Linked DNA regions of Homo sapiens: region 2 is linked to region 1. A link is a loop called in an ENCODE intact Hi-C map of the cell type or tissue named here. Cell type or tissue: OCI-LY7. All regions are shown on one strand. Each heading gives the region's core, and the rest is flanking DNA. Links, peaks and the distances in the headings are about the cores only.

Region 1 (15,769 bases), core at 6,365-10,364:
GCCAGAGCAATCAGGCAAGAGAAAAAAATAAAAGGCATCTAAATTGGTAAAGAGGAAGTCAAACTATCACTGTTTGCTGATGATATGATCATATACCTAGAAAACCCTTAAAGACTCATCAAAAAAATCTCCTAGAACTAGTAAATGAATTCAGCAAAGTTTCAGGATACAAAATGAATGCACAAAAATCAGTAGCCCTGCTATACACCAACAGCAACAAAGATGAGAATAAAATCGAGAACTCAACCCCTTTTACAAATACTGCAAGAATAAATAAAATAAAATAAAATATTTAGGACTATATTTAACCAAGGAGGTGAAAGACCTCTACAAGGAAAACTACAAAACGCTGCTGAAAAAAATCATAGATGACACAATACTGCCAAAAGCAATCAGACAAATTCAATGCAATTTCCACCAAAATACCACCATCATTCTTCACAGAACTAGAAAAAGCAATTTTAAAATTCATATGGAACCAAAAAAGAGGCTGCATGCCCAAAGCAAGGCTAAGCAAAAAGAACAAACTGGAGGCATTACATTACCCGACTTCAAACTATACTATAAGGCCACAGTCACCAAAACAGAATGATACTGGTATAAAAATAGGCATATAGAACAATGGAACATAATAGGGAACCCAGAAATAAAGCCAAATACTAACAGTCAACTGATCTTTGACATAGCAAACAAAAACATAAAGTGGGGAAAGGACACCTTATTCAACAAATGGTACTGGGATAATTGGTAAGCCACATGTAGAAGAATGAAACTGGATCCTCATCTCTCACCTTATACAAAAATCAACTCAAGATGGATCAAAGACTTAAATCTAAAGCCAGAAACCATAAAAATTCTGGAAGATAACATTGGAAAAACCCTTGTAGACATTGGCTTAGGCAATGACTTCATGACCAAGAACCCCAAAGCAAACACAACAAAAACAAAGATAAATAGATAGAACTTAATTAAACTAAAACGCTTCTACACAGCAAAAGAAATAATCAGTGGTGCAAACAGGTAACACACAGAGTGTTTGAAAATCCTCATAATCTACACATCTGACAAAGGGCTAATATCCACAATCTACAAGGAACTCAAACAAACCAGCAAGAAAAAAATCCATCAAAAAGTGGACAAAGGATGTGAATAGACAATTCTCAAAAGAAGATATACAAATAGCCAACAAACATATGCAAAAATGATCCACATCACTGATGATCGGGGAAATGCAAATCAAAACCACAATGAGATACCATCTTACTTCCACAAGAATGGCCATAATAAAAAAAATAAAAAAATAATAGATGTTGTGGTGAATGTGGTGAAAATGGAACACTTTTACACTGTTGGTAGGAATGTAAACTAGTACAACCACTTTGGAAAATACTGACTTTTGTAATTTCATTAAAACTTGAGAAAAGGTTGACAATCAAGTGATAAAGTTGGAAGTAAAATTTCTAGATAAACACTTTGCTTCTAAATATGTTGGTAATGTTATATGGAACATAAAGGAATTCATAAATAAAATAAAAGGAGCTGGTCACTGTTCACATTGGTTTTACTTTAATGTTTGTCCTCTTTCAAAGTTAAATAGTTGCATAGCCCTGGGAAATCATGCTATCAACTAAAGGCAAACTTCATACCAGAAGATTGCTTAAGTCTTACTAAGATAAAGGAATGGTCCAATGCTTATGTCTGAAATGTCCATTATTAATTATACTTCTAACAACCATGTCTGACTTACAATAGCTACCACCTTTATCACTTACATAATTTATTTCTGTGTTATGCTATTTTTTACATTTAAAAGATAAAAAGAATTTGGTAATAAGGTTTAGTTACTAAAATTGGTGACTAAAAAATAAAGTTTAGAAAAGTTTCCTGTTTTGTCATCTGATAAGAGAGCAGAGGAAATACATCATATTAATATTAGATTGTGAGAGTAAAAAATATGCAATTACTTTATGTAAGGATAAAAATTCCCCATAAGAATTGGTATCTCTGCCAGATATGATGAGAGACTTGTACCAAATACGATGTATATTCTAATAGAAAGCCAAGTTTCGTGAACTATGTATCGCACATAATTACATGAGATTTCTTTAAAGGATTTCTTTAGACTTTCACAGATATAGTAGATAAAATATTTAACTGTATAATTTTCTGCGTTCAGAGTGATGAAAGTCATTTAACTCCCCAAAAAGTTATGCATTTGAAGCAATATTCTGCAGTACTAATGAATCTTACACTCATCACCCCTGTGTTCCTTCACTCTTCTCTAGTTTCCGTCTTGAGCTTTCATAAAAGGAAAGATTGACAAAAAATTATTTGATCGCTTCCAGCTTTAATACCTTATAATTTTGCATTCTAACTGTCCAGAGATATTGAATCCTCTATAATATACAATAATATGAACTTACATATATTTTTGATGTTACTCTGCTTAAATTATCAAAGTTAAGCTCACATCTGAGTAATGTATATCAAATTCATGACTAAACAGGCAACTTAGAGTTATCAGAACCAATTTTATCAGAGCCCAAACTATTTGAGTATTTTGCAGAAAATTAGCTTCAATTTTAATTGTTTCTAATAGATATGAATATTAGAATAAAAATATTTTAGAGGAACTATCAAGAAATAAATGTCTTATCCTATACATAAGAAAGCAATTATTCCCAAAATATAATTAAGCCTGAATTATTGAAATGGATATTATATAGGCATATTTCCAATTTGGCAGTGATTAGATTAAAAATTATGATATAGTTATCTAAGTATTAATTTATATGGCATTTAGATTCTCATTCTCTTGAAGCATTCCACTATAGTAACTTAACAGAGTCAAATGTAGTATTTTATAGGAAACAAGGCAATGAGCAGTATCTATCAATTAAGTTTACTTCTGGGATATTTTCCTCAAAAAAATGAAAGTATGCATTTTAAATATTATTTGTATAAAATACTATTAATATTATAGTCATATTGTTAAACTATGAGTAAATATACATGGTTTCTGTGAAAAAATATAAAACCTTTGAATGGTTAACTATAAAATACTAACATTTTAAAATAAGAACCATACAGGCTGGGCACAGTGGCTCAGGCCTCTAGTCCCAGCACCTTGGGAGGCTGAGGCGGGCAGATCACGAGGTCAGGAGATAGAGACCATCCTAACAAACACGATGAAACCCCGTCTCCACTAAAAATACAAAAAATTAGCCGGGCGTGGTGGCGGGGGCCTGTAGTCCCAGCTACTCAGGAGGCTGAGGCAGGAGAATGGTATGAACCTGGGAGGCGGAGCTTGCAGTAAGCCTCCCATGGACATTTAACCCGGCAGGAGGATCTTCCCAGAGATTTAATGGAGACTGTGCTGCAGCAGGCACGAAACTGGGGCCTTTGTGTGCAGGACAGCTCTGGTGGAGCCTGGCTGCTTGTAAGTGCCAGTCGCCCAGGGCTCCCTGTATCTCACTGAGAGGTTACAGCCCCAGCTAACTGCCAGGGCAGGAGACACTAGGGCTGGCTTCCAATGGGACTGGGACACAGTCCATCCTGCAGACCTGCCTGTCCAAGGCTCCTGCTTGGCTGCACCCACAGGAATGTGGGCATAGTGCAGCCTCTCCTGCCAAGCCTGTGTGCTTTGCTCCATCTGAGTGCACCCCTGCAGCCTGGGGGCCCTTGTGACCCCAGTGCAACTGGAAACCAAACATTATGGTCTGGAAGAGGGTGCTGCGAGCAGATCCTCATGCCCCAAGGCCACAGCCTGTGCTCAGGAGTCCTGAGCTGGGATCTGTGCCCACCATTCAAGTGGGGAAGGAGCCCACACTCTCAAAACTGAAAGGGGAGAGTCTTAGTTTCGCCAGTTACTATGGGACCTAGGTGTGCCTCTTCCACAGGGTTGTCCCTGCTGGACCTTCTGCCTGTGGGAGCCCCGTGCCCTGAAACACCTAACAAAAACAATAACAAAATCATGGGCACAGTGCCAGTGATCAGAAATGGCTCCCCCAAGGCCAAGGAGCAGACCAAGTGAGGGGTTCCTTCTCTCCCCTTTGCACTTCAGAGCACAGCTGCAAATTCGAGGATACACAAAGGAGCCACATGGCTGAGTAGGAGCCAGTATACCACCAATTGCCCTCAAGCACCATTGACTTGTTTGCATCCCAAACTACAGCACCAAAAACCACCGTTAATTCTTCCCATCGTGAAACCAGGAGTGAGAATTCAAAAACAAAGACCCTGTACAGAGACTTAGTCCTCTGAAAACTTCCAGAAATTAAGCCAATGGACTATGCTCAATTTATACCACAGTGAAAAGGACACAAACCCACCCAGATGAGAAAGAATCAGGGCAAGAACTCTGGCAATAAAAGAAGTCAGTGTGTCCTGTGACTTCCAAAGGAGTCCACAGATCCCCAGCAATAGTTCTTAACCAGTCTGTAATGTCTGAAATGACAGATACAGAATTAAGAATGTGGATGCCAAGGAAGATCACCGAGACCAGGCAGAAAGTTGAAACTCAATCCAAGGAAGCCAAGCAATCCAGTAAAATGATTCAAGAGCTGAAAGAAGAAATAGCCATTTTTAAAAAGACCCAAACTGAACTTCTTAAGCTGTAAAATTCTCTAGAAGAATGTCACAGTAAAATTGGAAGTATCAACAGCAGAACAGACCAAGCTGAGGAAAGAATCACAGGGCTCAAAGACTAGTTCTTTCAATCAACACAGTCAGACAGAAATTTTTAAAAAGTAATGATTAGAAAAATGAACAAAGCCTGCAAGAAATATGGGATTATGTAAAGAGACCAAATCTATGACACATTGGCATTCCTGAGAGCAAAGGAGAGACAACAAGCAAACTGGTAAATATATTTGAGGATATCGTCCACAAAAATTTCCCTGGAAAATCTGATGATTACATACCTGTCTTGGGGATGATCTTGAGTAGAATGTTGTGGGAGTTGTCTGTATTTCCTGAATTTGATTGTTACCGTCTCTAGCAAGGCTGGGGAAGTTTTAGTGAATGATATCTTAAAATATGTCTTCCAAGTTGTTTACTTTCTCCTTGTCCCTTGCAGGGATGCCAGTGACTTGTTGATTTGATCTCTTTACATAATTGCATACTTCTCAAAGGTTTTGTTCATTCCTTTTCATTCTTTTTTCTTTATTTTTGTCTGTCTTATTTCAGAAAACCAGTCTTCAAGTTCTAAGATTCTTTTCTCGGTTTGGTTTATTCTGCTGTTGACACTTGTGATTGCATTGTGAAAAGCTTGTATTATTCAGCTCTGGCAGACCCATTAGGGTCTTTGTTTATACCAGCTATTTCATCCTTCAGCTCCTATATCGCTTTATCGGGATTCTTCCTTTCCTTGGATTGGGTTTTGCCATCCTGCTAAATCTCGATGATCTTCATTCCTATCCATATACTGAATGCTATTTCTGTCATTTATGCCAGTTCAGTCTGGTCAGGAACCCTTGCTGGAGAGAACTGGTGTGGTAATTTGGAGGACATACAAACTCTGGCCATTTCAGCTACTGGAGTTCTTGCATTGTTTCTTTCTCATCTCTGTTGTGGGTGTTCCTTTAACTGAACTGTAGATTGAGTACAGTCAACAGACTTCTTTTCTGAGTGTTTTCACCAGGCTATATTTAAGTCAGATATCATCTTTACAAGGTACCTTGGAGGATGCTGCTAAGCTACTCAGCAGGAGCAGTGGGCTAGAGTAAATTCTTACGGAATCATGTAGACTCTCACTGTTTCTTTGACTTTCTCTCTTATGTTTCCCCACTCCATGCCATTGTCATTGGCTTTCTACTTGTCTGTCAAACACCTCAATCTCATGCTAGTATTCTGTTTCACAGTTACTCTGCCTGTAACATTTTTCCCTGTGATGCCCATCCACCTGGTTACTTTCATCATCTCCCCCAAGTCTTTATGTGTCATCTTCTCAATGAGGCAATCTCTGACTACTGTATTTAAAATTGCAATGTGATCCCTATCTCTTCCAGTTACCCCTAGAATCTTAATCCTCTTTATACTGCTCTACTTTTTAAATCAATGCACTAGTTACCTGATAGCATACTGTAGAACTGCTTGATTTATTATGTTTGTTGTGTATTTCATCTCTCCCTTCATTGAATGATGTAAGATCATTAAGGGCAAGCATATTTTTTAATGTTTCATTCATTGATGTAGCGTCAGTGTCAAGAAAAGCGCTTGGAATACAGGAAGCATTCAGTTAATATTTATGAAATACATGAATGAATGATTAGGGAATGAATGCACAGCTTCTCTCTATTATATATTCATCATGGAAGATACATTTTTAAAAATCCATTGTATTAGAATAATACACGAACGAAATGCATACAGGCTTAATGAGTTACATTTACGTTTGGTAAGAGGTTTTATAAAGAGGATTTACTTGATTTTGTGGGTATAAATACTTTCAGGATTTAAAAATTGCAATGTGTATGTTTTCATTAATAAAATAAGGAAAAAAGTCTGAATGTCTGTCAAAACTAAGGAAAACAAGCCTACATGTCTGCCTCTATGACTGTGTAAAATCAAAGAATGCTTTGGGAGCCTGGAGCAAGAAGAAAAAGCTGAACTATGCATATTTGACTTCAGAAACACATGGCTGTGCAATCACTTTCAATATTCAAAATTAAAATTAGAAAAGCAATATTGGAGGAATGGCTGGGGAGTAGCTTAGGAGGAATCTGATAGGATATACATTAAGGAAGATCTTGAGTTTGCAATAAGAGACTGTTTACTGAGCCTGGATGTTTGGGTTCTTCAGAACTATTAAACCTCCTTCAGACTTGACCAGTCAATACAAATAAATTAAATGTTTATTCTGCTCATCTCCTTCACTTGAAATAACTGGAATTCTTTGCTGAATGGAAAAAAATAGCACTGGGAAAAAATAGAGCTCTTTTCTTGGTATGGTAGCTTTGAGACAATGGGTTAGTCTACTTGTAACTATTGCATTCTACTGCTTTGATTACATTCTCTAAGAGCTAACACCAAAAATGTAAAGGTAGACAGGGGAGGCAATAACTGGTATCCAAGTTTTTCCTAATGATAAAACAGCTTGTCTTAACAATCCTTGACATATAATAAATTCTTAAATTTCTAATTAAGTTCCTTATTCTCCAATACAGTAGTCCCCAATAGACAATAGCATCAATAAACCAGTAATTTATGCATTTGTTAAATATTTATTTAGATCACCTGCTATATGCCTTTAAACATTTTAGGCATTTCAATTCACAAAGATAAATTCTAAAATATGCATGCCATCTTAAATCACAGTCAAACTTGTGTGAGAGGTTGGGGCACAGATGAGAAGGACTGGGCAGTGTGGAAAGGATATGCTAGAAAGATACACCTGGTGGAAATAAAAGGGCTTGATTACTAAGGCTTTTTTTTACCTTCTGATTTATTTTCTTCAGTGATCTTTGCCTCTTCCATGATTTTAGTAATCATTTATAAGTGCAGAATCATAAATGTTTATCTCAACACTGGCATTTTTTGAGGTCCATGCTTCAATGTTCAATTGCTTACTCTATATCACAATTGGATATCCTAAAGCATCCTAACAGAATGTGTGAGAAACTGATTATACAACTCACATCTGCATGTTTTCTTAAAAATAAACTCACATGCACAAAAATGCTTGTTATTCCTCCAGTGTTCATATGGTGACTCCTTTTTGCCTTATTCTCCCTATCCAATCTATTTTTTGCTTTTCTAATTCATCATTGTCTTCTTCTTACATACAACTTTTGCCTTTATCCAAAGTTTATAAAATGTGTAATCTCTTTTATTATATAATTAACCTTCTGTGCTTGCCCATAGGCTAATTCTAAGATTGGGACATTAAACTGTTTCTATTTTTATAAACCTTATTTTCTGACATGCTCTATAACTTTTATCTACCCATTTATATAGAGTTGTAAGGATCTATTTTACACCTTTTTCTACTCTGCTTTCTACCTTGAGAGTCTGACATCTCTTGACAGCAGCATGAAGCCCCCTCTCTCTTTAGATTTCAGATGTATTTGGCCAACTGAGACTCTAAACAGGAAATCTGAGAGAAAAAGGGAAGCTTTTATTATTACTTATTATTATTCCCCACCCTTGGCTCCCTTCATGAAGTACTGGCTCTTACTGGCTTTGTCCCTTCATCGAAGCTCATAATGTCCTTCTGAGCAGCCCTCTCTATATTACTCTCTCCTTCTAAGTTTCTGAAAATGCTCTTCCTATTTTCTTAGGGCTTGGTAAATACCTCTTCTCTGTTCCTACTAGCTAAGAGTACTGCAGTAAACCTTGTGGTTTTCTTAAATGATGACGCACATTTGTTAACAGCCCTTTAATTAACCCTCCTTGAATTATCCTAAATTGAGTAAGCCATCTGTTTCCTGCTGTGACCCTGACCTGCAAAATCATCTTTTTTTTCAAATTTGCTTATTGTGAAAAAAATATAATTCTTTCAATCAATCTCTCTGCTAAAATTAAATTGTTCTAAAACTCAAGGTCAAGTTGACTCTCTTATTTTTTTTACACTTTCTTAAATGCTGTAAGTACTGACAGTTCAAATTTGAGTCATATCTTTCCTGTACACTTCTTATTTTCTCTAGTTTCTAAGTGTACTTATTTCATGTGTTGACAAAGACAGCATATGGATTTATACTAAGCTCATCTACTTCCATTACTATATTTTTGTTAGCATTAATGCATTTATCTGAAATATATTATTCTCAGATATCTATGATTTATAAGTCTAATTTGGACTACGTGTGTTCCAAGTCTATTAGGCAGTTTGTTATACTTGGATGACAAACTTTGGAGCTGGAATTGATGTTTGCTAAAATAAGAAATATGCATACAAAACAGCTTACACAACAGCTATTTAATCTTATAATTTAGAGTTGAACTTTAAATATACTCTTAATCACATCAAAATGTCAAAAAGAGGTTGGAAAACACACAAAGGTTTAATTTATCTGCAATTGTAGGAGGTGTTTCATCAGATATTCTCATTAGCAAATTTAATTATAGGAAGCAAGACAATATTACTTTATAGCTTTAAGATCTAATTAGTGTTCAGAAGTTAGTCTAAATTAACTTACACATCAAGCAGCTCAAACATTTTCCATTCTATGGGGAATTTCACTGGGTAAAAAATCTTTTGTCTTGTGGGCTTTAAAATTCACACAGCTGTACAAACAAATAATGACTGCAAAGTGGTTCTAGAGTTTTTTTTTCAAGAGGCTTTTGGGCTTTGGTTTCAAATAAATACAACTATGTAATTTTTTATCAATGCATTAGTATCATACATTTATAATTAATATATATTAGTCATCACTCCCATATATACATATATGTGTGTATATATAGTATATATATTAAATATTATATAGTATATACATAGTATTGATATGATGGTAAAGACTAGGTTTATTTTCAAATAAAAGTTAAAATAATTAGAAAAGCATTAAGGAAAAAATAGTTTCAAATTTTTTTGATCCAGTTACCATTTTGTTTGCTTAAGGGGAAGCCAAAAAGACTTCCTTCCAAAACTAAAATTATCATGCATATAGAGCAGTACTCTTTCCCAGAACTCATGCTATCTGTAAAAAATTTTCCAATTTCTGATCTCATCCTCACTTTAACTGTGTAAGGCATTTTGTATTTCCTTCTGTTGCAAGACACTCAAATGACTCTAACTGTTGAACATGGATTGATGTATCTGGTGGTGAGATCTGCATGAACATATTTTCATATTTTATTTTTAACTTGAGGAAATTCCTGAGTGCAGTAGAATTATTTATGGGCACTTAGAGTCATGGATAGGTGGGTGTGGAATAGGACAAGAAATCATGTTATCCATTCCCTTACCCGGTTTTCTAATCCTGCTTTATAAACCCTATGGAAGAAGTGTAGACTGGCACCAAAGATCTGCCTTCATTAGTTCTGTAAAATGCAAGAGCAAATTCTGGTTATTGTTTTTTTCAGGCAAAAAGCAAAGTGTCATTTTAGAATAGGATTTTCTCATTATCTTCCTTTTTCTTTCCAGTCTTCTGTCCTTACTTTCCTTCTTTTTATCCACTTTCTCCTTCCTTCATCAACGGAATTATCCAGGGAATATTGTTATAAACAGAATAAATGGTAGAAATGTTGCTTAACCATTCCCTTCCTAAGAAGTTAGAATATTCTTCCAAAAATATCAAACTTTGTCAATTTTATGTGTAAGTTTGACAAGACTTCAAAGAACACTGACTTTAGCTTTAAACAATTTCTTTCAGACAATAAGAAAAAAGGAATGACTACTTGGATTATTTCAAAGCATAATCTTTATAAATTTTCATACTAAAACCAAGAAAGAAAATCAATGGCCACTTTTTATTAATGTTGGTTATAAAAATAATAATTTTAAACGATAATTTCAAAATATATTTATAACATTTCCAGAATCAAAATTGAGTCACCATTAATAAATTCATTAATCCATTTCTCCATGTAAGTGTTTAAAGAAAAAATTCTCAATGCTACTACTATGGTTCCGATGTGGTTTGCACCACCCCCTACCAAAACTCATGTTGAAATTTAATTGTCAATGTAACCATGTTGAGTGGTGGAACCTTAAGGGAGGAGGCCTACTGGGAAGAGTTCAGGTCATATCAACTTTTCCCTTATGGGCCTCTTGGTGCCCTTCTCTCAGTAGTTAGTGAGTTCTTGCTCTCAAGGAAATGGATCAGTTCTCAGAAAAGCAGATTGTTACAAAGTGAAGTCCCTCCTCATGTTTGGTTCCTTTTCACACGTGTCCACCTTCCCTTTGACCTTCTTCCCTGTGTTTTGACCTAGCATGTGACCCTTACCAGAAGGCAAGCAGGTGCCAATCCCGTGCCCTTTAAATTTCCCAGACTGCAGAACCGTGAGCTAAATAAGCCTTTTTTCTTTATAAATTGCCCAGCCTCAGGTATTCTATTATAGCAACGCAAGATGGACTAACCCAACTCTTTTCTATTTGTTTTCTCTAGGTAGGCTCAGAGCCTTCTAGAGTGTAATAATGGCTCCCCAAAGATGTTTTCATCCTAATCCCCAAAACCTGTGAATACTGTGAATGTATTACCTTTTATGGCAAAAGGGAACTTGCAGTTATGATTAAGACTCCTGATATGAGAAGGCTATTCTGAATTATCCACATGGGCTGAATGTATTCACAAAGGTTCTTGTAAGACTTAGGCAAAAGTATCAGAGTCAGAGAAAGAGATGTGAGGATGCAAGCAGAGATGGGGCAAGGAAGAGGGGCAAAATTGTTTGACTATATTACATTGTTGGCGTTGGAGATGGAGGAAGAGACCCTGAATCAAGGAATGCAGTAGTCCTCTGGAAGCTAAAAATTCAAAGGAAAATGAAGTTCTCCTAAAGTGTCTTCAGGGAACACAGCCCTGCTTAAACCTCCATTCTAGCCATGCAACCAATTTCTGACTTCTAAATTCCAGAACTCTAAGGAAACAAATTTGTGTTATTCAACCCAATAAGAATAATATATAGCAATAAGAATTAACATATTCTCCAACAAAAAATGCCTTTTATCATGAAGTCAGGCTGTAAAGTCAACCTGACTGCGCTCAGTTCTCAGGTGTGACACTAGCGGCGTATATGGAAAAAGTTGCTTATTTTTCTGCATATTCTCATTACAGAACCTTATAGACATACATTAAGCACTTACTACTAGAAACTGAGTAAACACTCAACAAATTTCAGGTATTGTGACTCATGATCTCTTATTTTATTGTTTCCTGGATTGATTTCAAATTCCTCAGCCTGGAAATCAAAGACCTATATAACCTGGCTCCAAATGTGCTTTACAAACAATTCCAACAAGTCACCTCAGGGGTCATCCTTCTCCTCTAAAGAAAAAAAAAAAAAAAGAAAAAACAATTCATTCTTGCTCCTTCCTGTTCCTGAATGATTTTCTCCTCTTTCTTGATTATTTGAATTTCATACTGACTTGAATATCCAAGTACAATTTTACTTAATCTGTGTGGCCTTTCCAGCTTACTTCATTACTGAGTTCTGGTTCTTTCAATTTAACATTTGTTTATTCAATTCAAAAAGTGTCTGAAGTGACTTGTCTGCAACACTAATTTAGCAGTTAAGCTTGTGTAAGGGAGATGAAACTTTACCTCTACTCTTTTAGGGTCCTGTATGGGCCTGAGAATTACATAGACATAAAACAGATTAACAGAAGAAAAGCATACAAATTTAATGTAAATTTTAGATGACACAGGAGCCCGCATAAGAAAATGAAGACTCAAAGAAGTGGCAAGACTCATCTTTTTTTGCGTTAGGTTGAACGAAGAGAGGCAATTGTGGAAAAGTAAATAAATTATATGGGGAGGCTGAAGGAAAATAACAGTTATTTTACCAATGTCTGTTTTTACATAATTCTCTCAGCTATGACTCTCCATTGAAGAATGTGTCTTTTCAGCTGGTACAGCTCAGACATCTTTCACGGAGGCCTTTTTATCTCTTGTTTTCAGGGAGAAAAGAAGATTAGAATGCCTTTCTTGCATTTGCTGTTTTTCAAGTTCCTTTAGCTCAAAATAATACTTAGGACTCAGTGGCCTATTATGGGGTGGCATATTCTGCCACTCTCCACTTTCTTTTCTGATGTCATTTGTTAATATCTAACACAGATAATTCTTTTAGTGTTTAACATTTTGTGGGAAAATGTGGCTAGGCTTTTACAGAATTGTATACAACCATATTCCGGAATTTTTAATTAAATTATAAGATCATAAGTATAAAGATAAGTAATCTCTGCTGCAGATATAATAGCATCAAGATAATAAATATTCACTATGTAATGATGACATAAATCTCTGGACAGAGATATAATAATTATTTGATATATAGGAACATTTACATCAGAATATAAACAAATAATACATTTTATTTCACATTTTTAATAATAGTAGAATTTGCTAATATATAAGATATATCTAAAAGAAGTCAATGATCATTTAAAGAAAACTCAATTTGAGCATTTTCTGTGTCCAAAGAATGTACAAAAAAGGTGAATCTATGAAATGGTATATTAATGTGCTGCTAATGCCAAGAAAACCCCGTGCTTGATACTATCTTAACATTGAATACCAATTTTAAAATGCACTGTTACTCTAAGGTTGAATGTCATCAAGAAAGGTGTTATTGTAGAAATGGTTTTGTAGCCTATTTGATTACATATCTGAAAGAAAAATAGGGATATTAACATCCCAATACATTCTAAAATGTGACAGTTTCTTTAGAACTAAAGACAAGAAGTCATGATTTTTGCAAAGATTTCTGAAAATAAGTATTTCCTTGTAATCAAATCTAAAATAATAATGGTAATATTGAAATAGTTCCTTCTGTATTTTGTAACAGAGAACAAAGCGCCTATAATACATAGCTTCAAGTATCTCCAGATATCTCAAGAAAGATGGGGAAAGGCAGTATCAGTATCACCTTGTAAGTTTATAAAATATATATATATATATATACCCCATCCTTGCCCCAGTCCCTTGTTTAATAAAACTTGAGCCACCTGCCCAGATAATGATTTCAGTTTAGTTTCTAAGTTAACTCATACAGGTTTAGTTCACCTTATCTCAAATAGCTGAAACCAAATTGCTTGGATTTTGGAGGTTTTCAGATTTTAGAATATCTGCATATATCTATCCCATCGTGGGGATGGGACTCAAGTCAACACAAATTTCACTTATGTTTCATATACAGCTCATACACATAACCTCAAGGTAATTTTATACAACTACTTTTGCATAAAGTTGCCACTGGTGCATCCAGCCTGCCCTTGTGCCATTTTATTAACCTTGTAGGCATGATTGGGTAGGGGAATCTGAGCATGCTCGGAAAAGATATGTGGCAGCTGATGGAGGCAGGAAGGGTCTTTTTTCCCTTGCAGACACTAAATAAACAGTTGTGCACCTTCATTTATTTCTGGTGTCATGTCAGTGCTCAAAACATTTAGGAATTTGGAGTATTTTGAATTTTAGATTTCAGATTAGAGATGCTCTACATATTTCACAGTGTGTGAGGGGGTGTGGGTGTTGGTGTGGGTGTGTAGGTGTGGGTGCATGCTACAAATATAATACCAGGGAGCCATGATTCCCCGTTTTTTATGTCTTAATTTGTCTGCAAATCATAGTTTTACTAGAAATAAACAATACAGGGATAAAGCAAAGAAATTTTGAGCTTGGCTCCAGATCACCTCGATAAAGTGGATACCGCAATAAAGCAAGTCACACAAATTTCTGAATTCCCAGTGCATATAAAAAATATGTTTATATTATACTATAGTTTGTTAAGTGTTCAATAGTACACACCTTAATTAAAAAAATTTAAAATTGCCTTATTGCTAAAAAATGCTAACAGTTATCTAAGCCTTTAGTGATTTGTAATCTTTGTGCTGGTGGAAGGTCCTGCCTTGATGTGGATGGCTGCTGAGATCAGGATGGTAGTGTCGCTAAAGGTTGAGGTGGCTGTGGCAACTTCTTAAAATAAGACAACAATGAAATTTATCTTATCAATTGACTCTTCCTCTTATAAAAGTTTTCTCTGTAGCATGTGATGCTGTTTGATAGCATTTTAATCATATTAGAACTTTTTTAAAAACTGGAGTTTATCCTCTCAGACTCTGCCACTGCTTTATCAACTATGTTTCTATACTATTTTAAATGCTTTTCTAATTTCAACAATCCTCGCAGCATCTTTACCAGGAGTAGGTCCCATCTGCAGAAACCAATTTTTTTACTCATCAGTAAGCAACTCCTCATACATTCAAGTTTTATCATGAGATTGCAACAAAGCATCTTCAGGCTCTACTTCTAATTCTTGTTCTTTTATTATTTCCACCACAACTGTGGAAACTTCCTCCACTGAAGTCTTGGGCCCCTCAAAGTCATTTATGAGGGTTGAAATCAACTTCCTTTATACTCCTGTTATTAAACTGCTGTTAATGTTGATATTTTGTGCTCCTCCAAAAAAAAAAAAAGCAAAAAAACAAGGGTTCTTAATGATATCTAGAATGGTGAAGGCTTTCCAGAAGACTTTTAATTTACTTTGCCCAGATTCACTGGAGAAATCATTACCTATGACAGCTATAACCTTACAAAATGTATTTCCTGAACAGTAAGAAATGAAAATCAAAATTGATCCATGGGCTACAGAATGAACAAATGCATGAAAACAACATAAATTCCTTGTATATCTCTATCAGAGTCATTGGGTGACCAAGTGCATTGTCAATGGGCAGTAATATTTTGAAAGGAATATCTGTCTGAGCAGTAGGTCTCAACATGGGGCTTAAAATATCCAGTAAACCATTCTGTAAATATAATAAATGTGCTGTCATCCAAGGTTTTTTGTTGCATTTATAGAAAACAGGCAAAGTTGATTTAGCATAATTCTTAAGGGCCATAAGATCTTTAGAATGATAAATGAGCATTGGCTTCAAGTTAAAATCACCACCTGCATTAGCCTCTAACATGAGAGTCCATCTGTCCTTTGAAGAAGTTTTGAGGCTGGGTATTGACTTCTCTCTGGCCATTAAAGTCCTAGATGATATTTTTTTCCAATAGAAGGCTGTTTTGTCTACACCGAAAATCTTTTGTTTTGTGTAATCACTCTCATCAATTATTTTATTCAGATCTTTTGGATTACTTGTTGCAGCTTCTGCATCAGCATTTGCTGC
Region 2 (15,769 bases), core at 6,348-10,347, 190 kb before region 1:
ATGCCACCCAGTAGGCAGAACTAAAGCCTCTTCTCATCTCTCTTTCTGGTCAATACTCCCACTTAGTAAAACATTTTATTTTATGGATTCATGAACAGTTGCAAATAACATAGCTATTTGGAATGCCATTTTAAACATTACAGACTATCAGATTAAAGACATCCTTGTTTGGAACTGTGGCCTATGGAAACAAATTGCAGCTACTGTTCAAACTGCCTGGTTCGTTTATGTAGATATTCATGGTAAGGGCCTGTTTTCTGATGATACCAACTGGAATCAACACTTCAATCATAGACAAAGGTATTTGATAGACTTTTCACACTCCCTACTATTCATAACCATCTAACATTGCTGGACATTGGAATGACCTCTTCAAAAATTGACTTAAAAATATTTCTAACCCTACATCCTTTGTGTCACCCTGATCAACGTACCTTAGAAAGAAGGGCATTCTAGTAAATTAATGTGGCTATCTCCAGAAAGGGATTTGCTTTCACGTGCTTCCTGGGTAGTGATTGGGAGAAAAGCAATGGGAGCTATGTAGACAGATTTTGAAAATTTGGGATACTGTTGTAATCATTCCCAAGTATGATGTTTCTTTCTTTCCTCTAGCAACAACTCCAGTCTGTTCTTGATGTTATACCCTATTAGTGGCAGTCCACTGAAAGCAGGACCTAGCTGATTCAAAATTAATTCTGATTTAGACACTTGAATTCTCTTATTAGATATGCATGGTCATATATTGAAATGACCACTTGGTTGAGTTTACTGCTTGTTAAGTCCCACAGTAGTGGCCCATGTGAGCCAAATTGGGTCCCGTAGAAGGTTTTTGTAAGTTTTATAAAAATTCCTTTGTCTCTCTTAGACTTGAGCTTTCCAGATCAAAGATCTGAATGTGAGTAGGGAATGATTTGAAAAAAACAAATGCAGTGATAGCTACTGGAAGAGACTTTAAGGTTGTAGCAGACAGACCATAGAGTGGTCCCTGGGGACCCTCACTTGTTTATTATATAGTGCTAGAAAGCCTGGAAAAATTGTCTCCTAATGTTTATGGGAAGCAGAACTTCTAATGATAGACTTATTTATTTAGCTAAAGAGATTTCCAAACAAAGTGTTGAAGGTACCATCTGGTTTCTTCCTCCTGCTTATAGTAAAATGTGTGTGTGTGTGTGTGTGTGTGAGAGAGAGAGAGAGAGAGAAAGAGAGAGAGACACTTGAGGAGAAAACTGTGAAGCAAAAAGGAACGAGGAACCAGGACTTGATGAATTTGAAAATTCTCATCATATTAAAATGGCAAAAGATGCTAAAATTCAGACATCACTTCTGAAATCTTGATATAGAGAAAAAGCCAAAGATGTGGCTGTGTTAATTCTTGCTAAAACTTAAGAAAAAAACAAAAAGTTAAAGTTTTCAGTTCCACAAAGACCCTTTGAAGAGTTTAAAGGTGTGTATTGTAGCTCCTCTTAATCAAACCATAAGGCCTACAGGAGGCTTAAGGGCACTGACCCTTACCCATCTCAGCAGGAGGTTAAAAGAGAGAATGGATTAACTTGAAAAGATCTGTGGAGGTAGATTTTGTCAAATCGAGTAAAGTCTACTTAAAATCCATGGGAGACCTACAAAGTTTTTGCAAAATTTATTTCATTAAAAACACTGCTCCATAGACTGAAAAGGACAGAGAGAGTGTAAAATGAAAGAAAGTTGTTAGATCTCTAAAATTGTACTTACAGGAAGCAGGCTGATAAAACCACTTAGCAGCAAAAATTCTACCTTCCATGAAAAAGGAAGAATCCATAGGGTAGATCTTAATACCATGGAGGGCAATTCCAGGTCTTAAAAAGCAATTAAGAAATGACAAACATTTACCTATTTGTATTTAAGTTCTACTGAACCACTGTTTCTGCCCTCCATTTTACCTTCTTTTTGACTGGGACTGTCTTCTGCTGTTATTCTATTTTAGTCTTACCACTTTATATTAGTGTTCTAGGGGTTGACAACTTGTCTTTAGTTTTTCAGATCCACAGTTAGAGAGGAATTGTCCCCTGGGAACTGTACTTAAAAGATTTCAGCCAGAAGCCTCATCTGCGCCTGGACCTGGTTTAGATGATGAAATTTTGAACTTTGAGCTTGATGCTATAATGAATGACACTCTTGAGAACTTTGGAAGGTAGTGAATGTGTGTTGCAGGTAGAAGGGACATGAGTCATTGGGGGCCAGAGGGCAGACTACGGACTATGGTAGGTAGATCATGGGATGGTTCTCCCTGATTCCTCTCTCCTGGTGTATACTCCCTCATATAATCTCTTTCCATTGATCACGGGCTGGACATTGGACTTATAACCAATATAATTCAGTGAAGGTGATGGGATGTGACTCCTGAGATTACATTATGATGTGTAACATTCCAGCAAACTTAGTTTAGAGAACTTCTCTGTGTTGGTGGCCTTAAAGCAAGATGCTATGTGGTGAGATACAGTAGTTGCAATAACTGTGGATGGAGCGTCTAGTTCCTGACATAGTCTCTCATAAGAAACTGAAGCCTCAGTCTTTCAGCCATAAAGAAATAAATTCTGCCAACAACCCGAGGGACCCTTGGGAGCATATTTTCCCCCTGTCAAACCTCTGATGAGACCACAACCCTGGTAACACCTGGATTGTAGCCTGGTGAAACCCTTAGCAGAGGACCCAGTTAAGCCATGCACAGATTCCTGACCTATAGTAACAACAAAATAATAAATGATAGTTCTTTTAGGATGCTAAGTTTTTAATAATTTGTTACACAACATGGAAACCTAATGCAGGAATGATGAAGGGAGAACAGCCTCATCACCTGAGAAAGGAATACCTCAAAACCCAGGATGTAGGAAGAAGGAAGGATAGTGATTTTTTTTTTTGTCTTTCAGATTACTCAAGGAGCCGTCTCATGTAGAAAGATGCCCTCATAGGCTCTCACAAACTGTTGCAAGCATCTCAAATTTTATTGACTGCTGGGTCTTACAATTCCTCACCAGATGGCTTTGAACACAGTTCGATCATCAATCTCATTGATGCTACTGATAATTCTGTTGGAACAGCAGGAGATGGCTCTAGCTCCTAAACCTGCCACTCGAAACACCTGTCATCACCTCCAAAGATCTTTCCAATACCCACTGGTACAGTTGTAACTCAATCACTTCGCAAGACAGATAATTGCATGTGGCCAAAGATGTACCTGGTCAACAGGACAGGTTAGACTATCTGCTCTCAGGTAGTCCCTCCAAATCAATGGCTGGACTCGGTTGTTCAAAATGAATAGGAAATCCTAAGGCTTATCAGCAAATTGGAAAGTCATGTTCGAGGTCCTATCAAGCTAGGCTCCTAAAAGATATAGTCCCCACCTGGAGGAGGGGATCAAAGAATTTTAAACAGCTCTTTCATTTTAGGGCCACTATTTGTGCCCTAAGACTATGCTTCTTGTACAGAAGCTAGCTATTAATTTGCCTCCCACTCAAACATGTTTGCTTAAAAACTTTAATTGTGGTTATTAGGGAAGTTCAGAGTGATTTGGGTCACATTACCAGAGATCATGTATCCAAAACACAACTGTAGAGATCTCTCCCAAATGTATCTACCCTTGTTTACTCATGGGAACTTCCTGGGAATGTAACTGACTCATTACATTGTCACAACTGTGGGCAGTTTCCCTAAAATGGGAATCATCCAGTTAGAAAGGGTAGTAAAAAATATGTGTCCAACTTTATCTAAAGTCATCAGTGATGCCATCTGACCCTTGAAAGGTATTCAGGTCGGCCGGGTGTGGTGGCTCACACCCGTAATCCCAGCAGTTTGGGAGGCTGAGGTGGGCAGACCACCTGAGGTCAGGAGTTTGAGACCAGCCTGACCGATATGATGAATTTTTAGTCTCTACTAAAAATACAAAAGTTAGCCAGGCATGGTGGCATGCGCCTGTAATCCCAGCTACTCAGGAGCTGAGACAGGAGAATCACTTGAACACAGGAGGCGGAGGTTGCAGTGAGCCGAGATTGTACCATTGTACTCCAGCCTGGGCAACAAGAGCAAAACTCTGTCTAAAAAAAAAAAAAGAAAAGAAAGAAAGAAAAAAGGAAGGTATTCAGATCAGCCTCAACTCACTGGTAAGGATTGCCTTAGATTTTTATCCTTGAGGGCCAAGGATTAGTCTGTGTAATTGAAAATATATCCTGCTGGATTAATGCTATGGACCATTTCAATGCAGAAACTTGTGAAAGACACTTCTTGGTTTTCTAAAGTAGACCTTATTGATGTATAGGAATTATTCTATAAATACCTTGAAGGACATGGATGAGCATAATATTGCAGATTGACCAGATCTACTTGTTTAGAGTACTAGAGATAGTAGCCTTATGGTCAGATTATTCAGGGTAGCTGTTGAGATTATTCAGGGCAGCTGTTGACATGGCATAATCTAATGGGAAAATTTGCCAGAAACCAAGATGATATTGATTAGAGGGAGTGCTGTTTTGGGGAAACAATTCTCTATGGATCTCTGATGTCTCCATGTCTTACAAGCAGAAGCACTGACTGCTGTTTGTCCTGGACTATCTTTTAAGGCATATTTACATAGAGATAGTGTCTTCACGGGAGCAAAGAGCACACATGCTTACTGCCCAGATAATGTTTCTCTGAGAGCAAAAAGCAGAAATGCATCCTGCTCATTACTAAAGATTCGTGTTTCTTAAGCTCAGTGTCTCTTTCCTGTGGACTACAACCCACTAAATGTGCATGTATCATCTGTCCCTCCTAGTGTCTCCTTATAGAAATGGGGACCTGGGAACAGGTGCAAAATATATGCTGATACACTGGCTACTGGAATTAGCTTAAAGTAATAAACTCCCCTTTTTCTGTGACTCAGGAGTCTCATGTCTTCTGCCACCAACCTTGAAGTTGGGTCAGTCTAACTTGTTAAGTTACAAATAGGGTAGAACCTCAGACCTTTCGCAATTCTTAATAAGGTGATGTATGCCACATTTGGGCCAAGGCAGAGAAAAAATGTGTATGGTTCCCCTCACCTCCCATCCCCCTTTTAAACTGCTATTGGATGGAAGCCCACAATGAAAAGAGTTGTTTCTCTGACAGCCCTCTGCATAACAGGAAAAACTGGTTGTTCTATTAGGTAAGACAGCAATCATTTTTTAGAAAGCTAACTTACTGAAGTAGGGTTTATTTGCTACCATGGTGGGAGGTTTGTGCATTAATTTGACTAAGAATGACAGACTAACAAATGTGAGTAGCCAGAAATCACACACATCACACCTTCTGAAAATGTCTGTGGAACCAACTGCAGATGAACACATAGGCCAGTACGTCTTGGTAGGCAGCACAGGTGGTGATTCCCTTACTCATCTGCTATGGTGTATAAACTTCAACTTCAAGGCCTAAAAGCCTCACAACCCCATAATTGGAGGTGTTCTGAGTTTGTCTTGCTCTGCTAGGTCTCTGAGCATTACTCTGGTATGTGATGACCAATGGAAGACTTGTCTAGCTACCATTGGTTTTGAGTCTTTTCTAGTACATGTTGTTCCTATTGGTCTAGTATATCTGCTGTCTGAGCATTCACCTTTGTTCACTTACTATTTCACACATTTCTAGAATTACTCTATCAACATAGAAATAGTATTGGATGATGGATGCCACTCCAACTAGTTATGAACAAATGTGGCACTTTATCAGTAGTTGAGCAACAGGCTAAGAAACAGTAAACACTTCAGGACAGAAGGTTGGATAACTTATTATGTGGCAAATATTTCATAAAATTGCTGTGTGCCATAATGTGAAAAGCAGACCAAGATTTTACTGTACCTGTATTTCTTGGGAAATTTTGTTCTAAAAATTAAAAACATTTGTGTATGTTGGCTTTACTCCCTCTCCCTGTAAAATGGGACTTTAAGAAATAACAGTTCATGCAATAACTATCTGCTTTGATAGCTGAAATGGGAAAGAATAGAGAAATTTACCGCTTAGCAAGATTGAGAAAATCTACAGACAAGAAGGGTAAAACAAGACAGAGAACAAGTTAAGGGCAACAAATACCCAGTAAAGTTTCCCAGTTAATCTAAGTGACTCAGTCCAGAAGCAAAGATCAGATAAGGTTTTACTTTGCCTTTCAAGTGAAGTGTTTTAGGTGGTCTCAAAATAGCCACCATTAGGTTGAGAGTGAAAGGTGTGGAAGGGAGAAAACGAGGTAAGACAGACTTGAGAATTATTTCTAACAAAGGACTTTCATATAGTTCCTGGTACTTAGCATTGATTAGAAGCAAAAGCCTCCCCAAGTCACAGGAAATTTTTCTGGGGAAATTTGATAACTAGTTGTATGTATCAACTTGACTGGATATTACTTTCTCCTACTTGATGATTCAGACACTCGGACTGTTTCTAAATTTTTGTGCAAATAGTTCCCAAGGATTCAGGGACTTCTGTTCCCAGCTCAAAATCTGGGATCTCACTCCCTGATTCTGTATTCTAGCAACTCCAACACAGATCCTACACTGTCATGATCCTGCGTTTCAGTAACTAGCAGACAACTATATGCCCTTATCCCCTTTCCCATCCATTTTATAGTTACAGTGCAGGGACAAGACATCCATGATAAAAAGCAAAACAAATATGCCACCTGAATATTCAGAGAAGGGAAGAATAAGAAAACACACCAACTCCAGTTCAAGGCAAAGGGGCAATCCTATAGGAGGGCGTCATGAAGCCCTGCTCTGGCAGGGGTGGAAGTTCCTGAGTAGACAGTAATTCTGCTCTCTGAAAGGATCATTGTTCTCTGTGAGCCTTCATTGCACTCTACATAGATTTCCTAGTTCATGTTCCTGTTAGAGTCATAGGTGAGGTGGATGTCTACAAGAGTATTTAAGGAGGAAATCAAAACCTGACTTGATAGACTGAGTAAAGATCACCCTTCACCAGTGCAGGTGGGCGTCATTCAATCCACAGAGACCCTGAACAGAACAAAAAGGTGAAGGAAGGAAGAATTCACACTCTCTTTTTCAGCCAGGACATCTGTCTTCTGCTCTTGGACATCAGTGCTCCTGATTCCCAGGCCTTAGGACTTGAGTCAGGACTTTTATCATTGGCCCTCCATTCAGTTCTTGGATTGCAAGTATACCAGCAGCTTTTCTAAGCCTCTAGCTTGCAGACAACAGACCATGTGACTTCTCAGCCTCCAGAAGAATGTGAGCCAATCCCTCATTAAAAAATCTTTTTGTATATATCGCTCTATATATGTCCTAACAATTCTGTTTCTCTGGAGAACCGTAGCAATAAAAAAAAATCAAAATCCCTGAAGTAGAAAGCCTTTGATATTTGTTCTTGAACTGCTATCAGATCCCAAAACACACACAAGCACAAAGCATGCTAGTAAAGCCCCACAGCCATCACAGAGGGAATAACGCCAACATCCACCTCACCTCTGACTCTAACAGGAACATGAACTAGGAAATCTATGCAGAGTGCAATGAAGGCTCACAGAGAACAATGATCCTTTCAGAGAGCAGAATTACTGTCTACTCAGGAACTTCCACCCCTGCCAGAGCAGGGCTTCATGACGCCCTCCTATAGGATTGCCCCTTTGCCTTGAACTGGAGTTGGTGTGTTTTCTTATTCTTCCCTTCTCTGAATATTCAGGTGGCATATTTGTTTTGCTTTTTGTCATGGATGTCTTATCCCTGCGCTGTAACTATATAATGGATGGGGAGGGGAGATAAGGGCATATAGTTGTCTGCTAGTTACTGAAACGCAGGATCATGACAGTGTAGGATCTGTGTTGGAGTTGCTAGAATACAGAATCGGGGAGTGAGATCCCAGATTTTGAGCTGGGAACAGAAGTCCCTGAATCCTTGGGAACTATTTGCACAAAAATTTAGAAACAGTCCGAGTGCCTGAATCATCAAGTAGGAGAAAGTAATATCCACAAGTTATGATAGTGTAAAATTCTATTGTGTTAAGCCACTGAAATTTGCAGGTTTCTTTCTTAAAATACTAGTGTTATCCTTAGTTGGCAATTCTCAAATTAGTATTCATTTTCAGCACCTAAAGAGCCTTTTCAGACTTTTTATTTATAATGACCTCTTATTAAATTTTACTGTCTGTTTATGTTTTATATGTGTATCTTTGCATTACATATAAGAAGAGAACTATTCTCCCTCCACACCAGAATCATTTTTTTTTTTGCCCCTTGAGGGCGCAATTGCCTGATTGAGAACAGGTGCCCAGAATGATGCTAAGATGTGTTCCCTCTCCTGCCCACCTCTCTTTCCTCTCTTAAGGTTCCCATCTATCACTGCACACTAATCATGTTCACCTTCTTTCTATTTCTTGAACATGAAAAGCTCTTTCTAACCTGAAGGTCTTTTTTATTTGTTTACTCTTTTCCTTGAAAACTTTTAATTTCAGTCTTTGTACTGCTGACTTCCTCTAATTTTTTGTGATATTTCTTAACATTTTCTTAAATGTTACCTTTTCAGAGAAACCTGTTTCTAAGGTGATCTACTCTTGTTATTCTTAGTATTCTGTTTTCTTTCATAGCACTTATGATAATTTTAATAATATATTTGACTATTTTGATATGTACTTATTCTTATGCCCGTCACTCACTACAAGACACTCCATATATACTTGGAATTAATATACTTGCTAATTAATACTGAAGAGCAGACATAAAAATGATAAGTTAATGAATAAAGCAAGCAAGCAAGAAAGAAAGGAATCAATAGCAGGTCAATTCCACTATTTTTAAATTAACCTTCTTTTCACTCCATTTCCTCTTTTGCTGTCTAGAGTTCAAAGTTCATATTTGGTTTTGCTAAACTTTAGAGAAATTTCTCATTAACCTGTGAAAGAAATGTTAAGTATAAAATTTCACTAAAGCTGAACAAGTTCATGCTCACCACTTCAGGTCCATCTGGTAGCTTCTTGCCCAGATTTCCTTCTCCTGAACTTCTCATCCAGAACTTTCAAGATGTTTTCCAGAGGCCCACGATAATACTTACTAATAAATATGTTACAAAAGTTAGTGACCACATGTACTACCTGAAGGTGTTTCCAAGGAGAAGATTTCCCCTCTCCACTGTCTTTCAAGGCCACCCCTCAGTGAAGTTGTAGTGTTCAGTCAACCCTTCTGTGAACCAGGCTTTAGTTTCCTTCTTCCTTTTTCATTCTTCTATTAGCTGGTCACTGGGGCTTCACACAAAGGCACAGGTGTAGGTGGAGATAGATATGTTGATGTAGAGTAGGTGGTGGATGGGGTGGTTCCTACTTGTTTATGTAATTTACTTATGCCATCCAGATCTGCTTGGGCTTAATCCCACATATACCACTTTCAATTTATACTGGTTTGTTGCTAGGTGGCCTACATTTATGACATGATGAGTCTGACAATGATTAGTGTATGATGGGCAGCTTTAGTCATATGGTCGTTTGATGCCTTACAATCAGATATTCAGTTTCCAGTAAGGCCCCCAATCCAGAAATTGTACTGCAAGTGGTTTACAATTCCCTGCTGAAGAGGAAGGTCTTATTCCAAACCCTAGTGGCCTGTGCTGTAACTTTCTTATTAGAGTACTCTGAGGACTCCACACAATGTTCTTTTCTACAGCAGAGCTCAGAATATTATAGCCTACGGGACAAATCTGACTCAGGGCCTGGTTTTGTAGTTAAGGTTTTATTGGAACATAGACACACTTATTTGTTTACATATTGTCTGTGGTTCCATTTGCACTACCAAGGCAGAGTTGAATAATTTTGGGATAATGGTAGCGTTGAATAGTTGTACTACATCAGCAGAGTGTAGTCATTGCAGCAAAGACCCTAAGGCCTTCAAAGCCTAAAATATTTACTACCTGGCCATTTACAGAAACATTCTGCTGACTCCTGCTCTATAACTTGTTGGATCTGCCAGATCATATCACCCAAGTGGTAAGGCTGTTTCTACAACAGCGTACAACTGCTGCTAAGCTGACTTCGGCTCTAGACCCACTCAAAATTGGCAGTGTTCTAAGTCACCTGATAAATGAATCAAAGCAGTACGCCCTAGTATGGTATGTGTTATTTCAAAAATCTGCAAATGTCTGCCAAGCATTGCAACCTTTCAGTAGCAGGAAGTTCTGATGTCCTGGCATGCACCATATCATTGGATCCTTAAAAGTTTCATTAATATGGCAGGTCCCTTGCTCTAGCAAGCAGTCAACTTAAAAAGGCATACATGATCCGGCGCAGTTGCTCACACCTGTAATCCCAGCACTTTGGAAGGCCGAGGTGTGTTGGATCACCTGAGGTCAGGGGTTCAAGACCAGCCTGGCCAACATGGTGAAAACTCATCTCTACCAAAAATACAAAAAGTAGCTGGGCATGGTGGCAGATGCCTGTAATCCCAGTTACTCGGGAGGCTGAGGCAGGAGAATTGCTTGAACTCGGGAGGCGAGGTTGCAGTGAGCCGAGATCGCGCCACTGCGCTCCAGCCTGGGCGACAGAGAGAAATGCTGTTTCAACAACAACAACAATGACAAAAACAAAGGCATACAGAGTATCTGTTACTTCCTGCTTCCCAAAGTCTTGAAAAAGAGTCAGAGAGATTGTCCATAGAATGTCCAGATAATCAAGATCTTTTCAGACTACAGTGTGACGATGTAGCAGAGTCAATACCATCCTGAGGCGAGATCATGTGCTATTTACTTTCCATCCAAATGAATGCTTCTGATTCTTTTTCTGACAGGGAATAAAATTAAATTCATTCACTAAATTAATAGCTACTATATGAATTTTCTGCGGCTGCTGTGACTATGGCAACAGTAGCTTAAAACAACACAAATTTCTCATCTCGTGATTCTATAGATCAGAAGTCTGATATAGATCTCTCTGAGCTAAGATCAAAGAGTTGGCAAAGTGCATTCTTTTCTGGAGTCTGTAGGGAAGACTCCTTTCCTATGCCTTTTCCACCCACTTTCCTTGGCACATGGCCTCTTTCTCCATCCTTAAAGCCAGCAATGTTTGGCCAGTTCTCACAATGCCGTCTCTTTGGTTCTCTCTCCCTATTCACTCTTCTGCATTTAAGGACCCTTGAGATTATATTAGGCACACACAGATAATCCAAGATAATCTTCCTATTTTAAGGTCTGATGTTTAGTAACTTTAATTCCATCTACATCGTTAATTTTCCTTTGCCATGTAACCTAACATATCCACAGGTTTCAGAGAGCAGGACGTAGACATCTTTGTAGTGCTGTTACTGCGTCTGCCACAACTACATATCAAGTATGGAGTCTGTGTTGCCTTCTTGTAGGAAATATGCTAAAGCAGCTGTGAAAATGAGTGTGCCACTTGGTTAAAGATATGAAACTTCACTTTCAATTGCCATGACGTATCTAATTTGTTATAGGCCAGTATTGGTGAATTAAATGAGGATAAGAATTCAGATCACAAAACTTATTTTTTAAAAGTCTTTGAGTTTGGCATCAATTTCTACCATTTGGCATGTAATGCAGTAGTGTTTCTGATTTTCTATCCTGGATAGGTTGAAGAGGCAGTATCAGAGAGGTCTGCTTATTTTTTTCTATAATAATGTTTCTTATACCACAGAGCAGGGAACCAATGTGAGGGTTCTGCTAAGTATATCAATGTTAGCACAGGCAGGGATTATGAAAACAATAGAAGGAACTGCTCCTATGTATACTTCTGGTGGCATCAGGATCCTTCAATATAACAATCTGATTTAGCTTCCAATCTTTGTTAATAAAATTTCTGAAAAGGAGATATACCTGCTTTGTCATGAAAGATAGTTCTCTATGGAGATATGAGTAATACCGAACACACTGTTAACTATGTACATTGTGGGAGGCAGGATTCTAAGATGGCCCCCAAGATTCCTTCCCCCTGGTGTATATACCTTTGTATGTTTCCCTCCTCTTTAATATGGGCAGAACCTGTAAATATGATAGGATTTCACGCTTGTGAATAGGTTACTAATCAGTCAACTTTGAATTAATCGAAAGGGAGATTCTCTGAGTGGGCTTAATCTATCGCTGACCCCTTAAGAGGGATTGGAACCTTCCTGCAGTCTAAGAGATTGGAAATGTGGGAGGCCCTATGGAGGGGGCCAGGTTAGCTGGGTCCTGAGGGCAGCCTTGTGAACTAGGAGCAACCCCTGACTGAGCAGCCAAGAAAATAGAATGTCAGTCCTACAATCACAGGGAACTAAATTCTGCCAACACCTTGCATGAGTTTAGATGAGGACCTCTAGATCCTATTGAGTCTAAGTAAACACCTTGAGTTTGGTCTGGTGAGGCCCTGAGCAGTGGGCCCAGGGAATCCATGCCTGGACTCCTAACAGATAGAAACTGGGAGATTAGAAATTTGTGTTAAGATATTAAGTTTGTAGTAGTTTGTTTTGCAGAAATAGAAAGCTAATACACATTTATACATTTAGCAAGTATTTATAATATTCCTGCGAATGAACTAAACAAAGTATTATAAAAAGTTCCACTAAAATTAACCAAAATAGATTTGACATTTTGTGTATGACTCTATGTGGACAAAATCAATTAGAAGACAGTTCGCTTGTCTGTTTGGGGTTAAGAATGTGTGTATAGCATTTTAATTTATTTTCTATTTATGAGAAATCTAATTACGATTATCATAATCGATTCAATCATGGCACTTCTTTGTGGTGGTCTTTATGAGCATGTGAAATAGCTGCTTTCTATTTTCATATACTTCATTCTGATGCATATTTACTGAAGTAATAATGTCTGAAGATCTATTTTGTATTTTAATTACCAGCATTTTCTTGCATAATGAGTGTAATCTTTTATACTTATGCTCAATTACGATTTTGAGATAAAAATGTCTATTTACTTCTGGCTTCAAGGAAAATATTTTTCCTTCTCAACTGTTACAGGCATAGTTCAAAGAAAACCTGGTATCATTTTATTGGTTCTAAGTTTATAAATAAATATATGATATCCTATTTATATCGATTTATAGATATAGTTTTCATTCTATACCCTACTTAGATGTATTTGTTGTTTTATTTTGCTTGCTTTTACATAAAACTTTACTTTTAAACTGTTTTTCTTACCTATTTAAAAATTTTTAGCCAAGAATTGATATGAAATTTACAGGCTTCCACTGCAATTGTTGGCTTCACCCCCTAATCTCCCGCCTGGTGATGATAGGAGTAATAACTAACGCAGGTGACCTACCAAGGTAGCACAATAAGTGGGAGAACCAGGTTGTCTGAAACATAGCTCACTAATTTTTATACCACATTGGCAGCTATTTTTTCAGATATTTATAAACATGTGTAGATATTTATAGAAAGCAAATGAATGCCAGAGAAAATTCACTTATCTGTTCTTGAAAGCTAACATGCTACATAAAAGAAAACGTCCTTTGGAAATTGCAATGCTGATGTAAAACATAGCAAAACAAAACAACACAAAAACAAAATTTAGAGTTTCCAAGTAAAGTCTATCAATCAGACCACATCATGTGAAATATCTGAGGTGTTCTGGAAACTCAGTAATATTAAATACTGATTATATGGAGTATACTTCATAGCCTCTAATTCATCATCCTGCTCATTCATTGTATATAGACATTTCTTACTTCATCTGAATTGGTGTCCTTTCTTCTCCAAAATGTACTTAGATGGAAATACAGATATAAGCAAATGTGTGTATGTGTGTGGTGTGTGTGTGTGTGTGTGTGTGTGTGTGTGTATGTTGCTGTGTCTCAGGAAAGAATTCATGTGACTGAGATTTTTTATATATATCATGTTGGTAAGGAATAGAATTGAGCTGGAAGTATTGAAAGAGAAGACATTCAAAGTGGAAAAGATGCCATTTTTGAAGGCACAGATGGGTTAATAACTAAAAGTTCAGAGAAAATAAACAGCTTATTAACTTCTGTGAAAAAGAGGACAAACTGGGGACAAACAAGAGATAAAATCCTTTAAGAGTGTGTATTGGAATATATTTAGTGAGAGACTTGAATCATTTGGCATTTAAAGTAATCCCCAAATGAATAAGATGGAGATGAACACTAATTCTCAAACATGTAGCTGCAAACGGGAATGTAGGAGGGAATTTTTTTAAGTTACTAAGCAATCTTTCCAAAAAAATCACACATTTCCCCTCATCGTTTATTCCAAGTCCTCGTCTCAGCTTTGGATTTTTCCGGATGGCTCAGGCCTAACGAAGGTAAATGTGGCCTGGATGATGGGAGTGGGTTTTGTGGGCTGCCCTAGCTCCCACATGGTGCTCTGAGAGCGGCACAGCATGCTGTTACAGAGTGTGGCCCGAGAGCCAGTCTCACACTTCTGATCTCTGTTTAAGTACCTGTTAATGTCTGATCCTGGGAAAATTATTTAACCTATCATTCTTCATCTATAAAATGTGGATTATAGGATCCCTCACAGGGCTATTATAGGGATCAAATGAGATTTTCTCCTTTTGTGTTTAATGTGTTCCATAGTATAGCAATCAACATATCAGCTTCCCAGAAAGGAAAAGACATGAAAATTTTAGGAAGGTAGTATAATTTGAAATAGTACAGCATAAAATTATCCAAAGAAGTATATAAGGTATGTCATAGTTACTATATAGAAAATAGTAAGTTTTCATTCAGATACTTTAAAGCAAGGAAACTGACAATTACCACCTAATCTGGTCCTGCTAATAAGGTTTTTCATTATTTTATCTTCTCTTAAAAGTGACACCTATATGCATAGACAGACAGTGACCTCAGTCACATCATCAGAATAATTTATAAACACTGTACTAAGTTATGTGTTTTTTAAGAACCTGAAAAACACAAATGAGGGTGCTATGTGCTTCGTTCTTCTACCAAGCCTGCAAATACTATTAATATCTTTGCATGTGTATATATTTAAAATTTATCTCACATTTTTGACAAAGTATACAAACATTGAAAGCTTTGCAAGTTTACAGCATTTGGGAGTTAAGGTAGATTCTGAAAGTCTTCCTATTATGTAACAATTGTTTAGCATCAACACTAAACTATATTCAGTACAAACCAAAGATTTAATCATAGTCCAAGACTATTACATTCATTAAAATTCCACTAATGAGGAACCGCTAAGGCAATATTTCATTTTGAAAAAAGGGAAAGTTCCAATTTCAATTTTAAGTGAATTTAAATTAGCATTTAAATATGTTCTATAAACATGTGTCTGACTGAGTTATGATCAGTATGATCGTTACTGTAGTGATTATTATGTGCCCTTTAGTGAGCACTCACTGTGTATTGAAAGCCTTGCAAAACACAGTATGTTTAATTCTGCAGATTTCTGATGACTTTTTTCTCACGAGAACACAGAATACATTATAATATCTTTCCTCAGCCCTAACACATAGTAATAAAAAATTAAAGGAATTTTATTTTTGTTCCTAACAGCTTTGTCTATTCATTGAAATTTAAGAAACCAGGTAAATATAATTTTCTAAAATTACATCTAATGGTTGGTTGGTTTCCTGTTTGTCTTGTGAATTTTATGGGTTTCATTTTGACACTATATCTTTAAAAACCTGAAAACATCTAAAATATTGATTTTTAATCTGGTTATTTGATTAGTGTTCTTTCTAAACTGTCACTTTTTTCTGCTATATATTATTTATATTTCATAATTTTAATTCAAACATATTTCTATTAATTTTGAAAAGACACAAACCAAGTGCTGTAATTATATAATGTAATTCTGTAAAAACAATATTAA

The links. A loop is a pair of places that touch in the nucleus more often than their neighbours do. Peaks named below come from ENCODE experiments on the same cell type or tissue, not always from the same donor. Only the 100,000 strongest peaks of a DNase experiment are listed, where the experiment ranks them.
Region 2: a loop joins it to region 1, with 1.9 times the contacts of the local background. A loop is called at or near these places in 2 of 110 quality-filtered maps.

What each region holds. Positions count from the first base shown.
Region 1 is chr4:175,058,812-175,074,580 of GRCh38, forward strand. No RefSeq gene overlaps it. Among named protein-coding and RNA genes, the nearest start is that of ADAM29, 150 kb to the left of the region's middle. In OCI-LY7, for the core only: no CTCF peak of the experiment used is centred there; a DNase peak (open chromatin) is centred at 8,350; H3K4me3 peaks cover 729 bases; H3K27ac peaks cover 1,154 bases.
Region 2 is chr4:174,865,903-174,881,671 of GRCh38, forward strand. It overlaps LOC101928551 (a long non-coding RNA gene), which reads left to right. Exons shown (of 5, transcript NR_125900.1): 4 at 2,904-4,133; 5 at 9,893-10,062. Among named protein-coding and RNA genes, the nearest start is that of GLRA3, 45 kb to the left of the region's middle. In OCI-LY7, for the core only: CTCF peaks have their summits at 8,223 (motif pointing right) and 8,428; DNase peaks (open chromatin) are centred at 8,239 and 9,219; H3K4me3 peaks cover 548 bases; H3K27ac peaks cover 1,756 bases.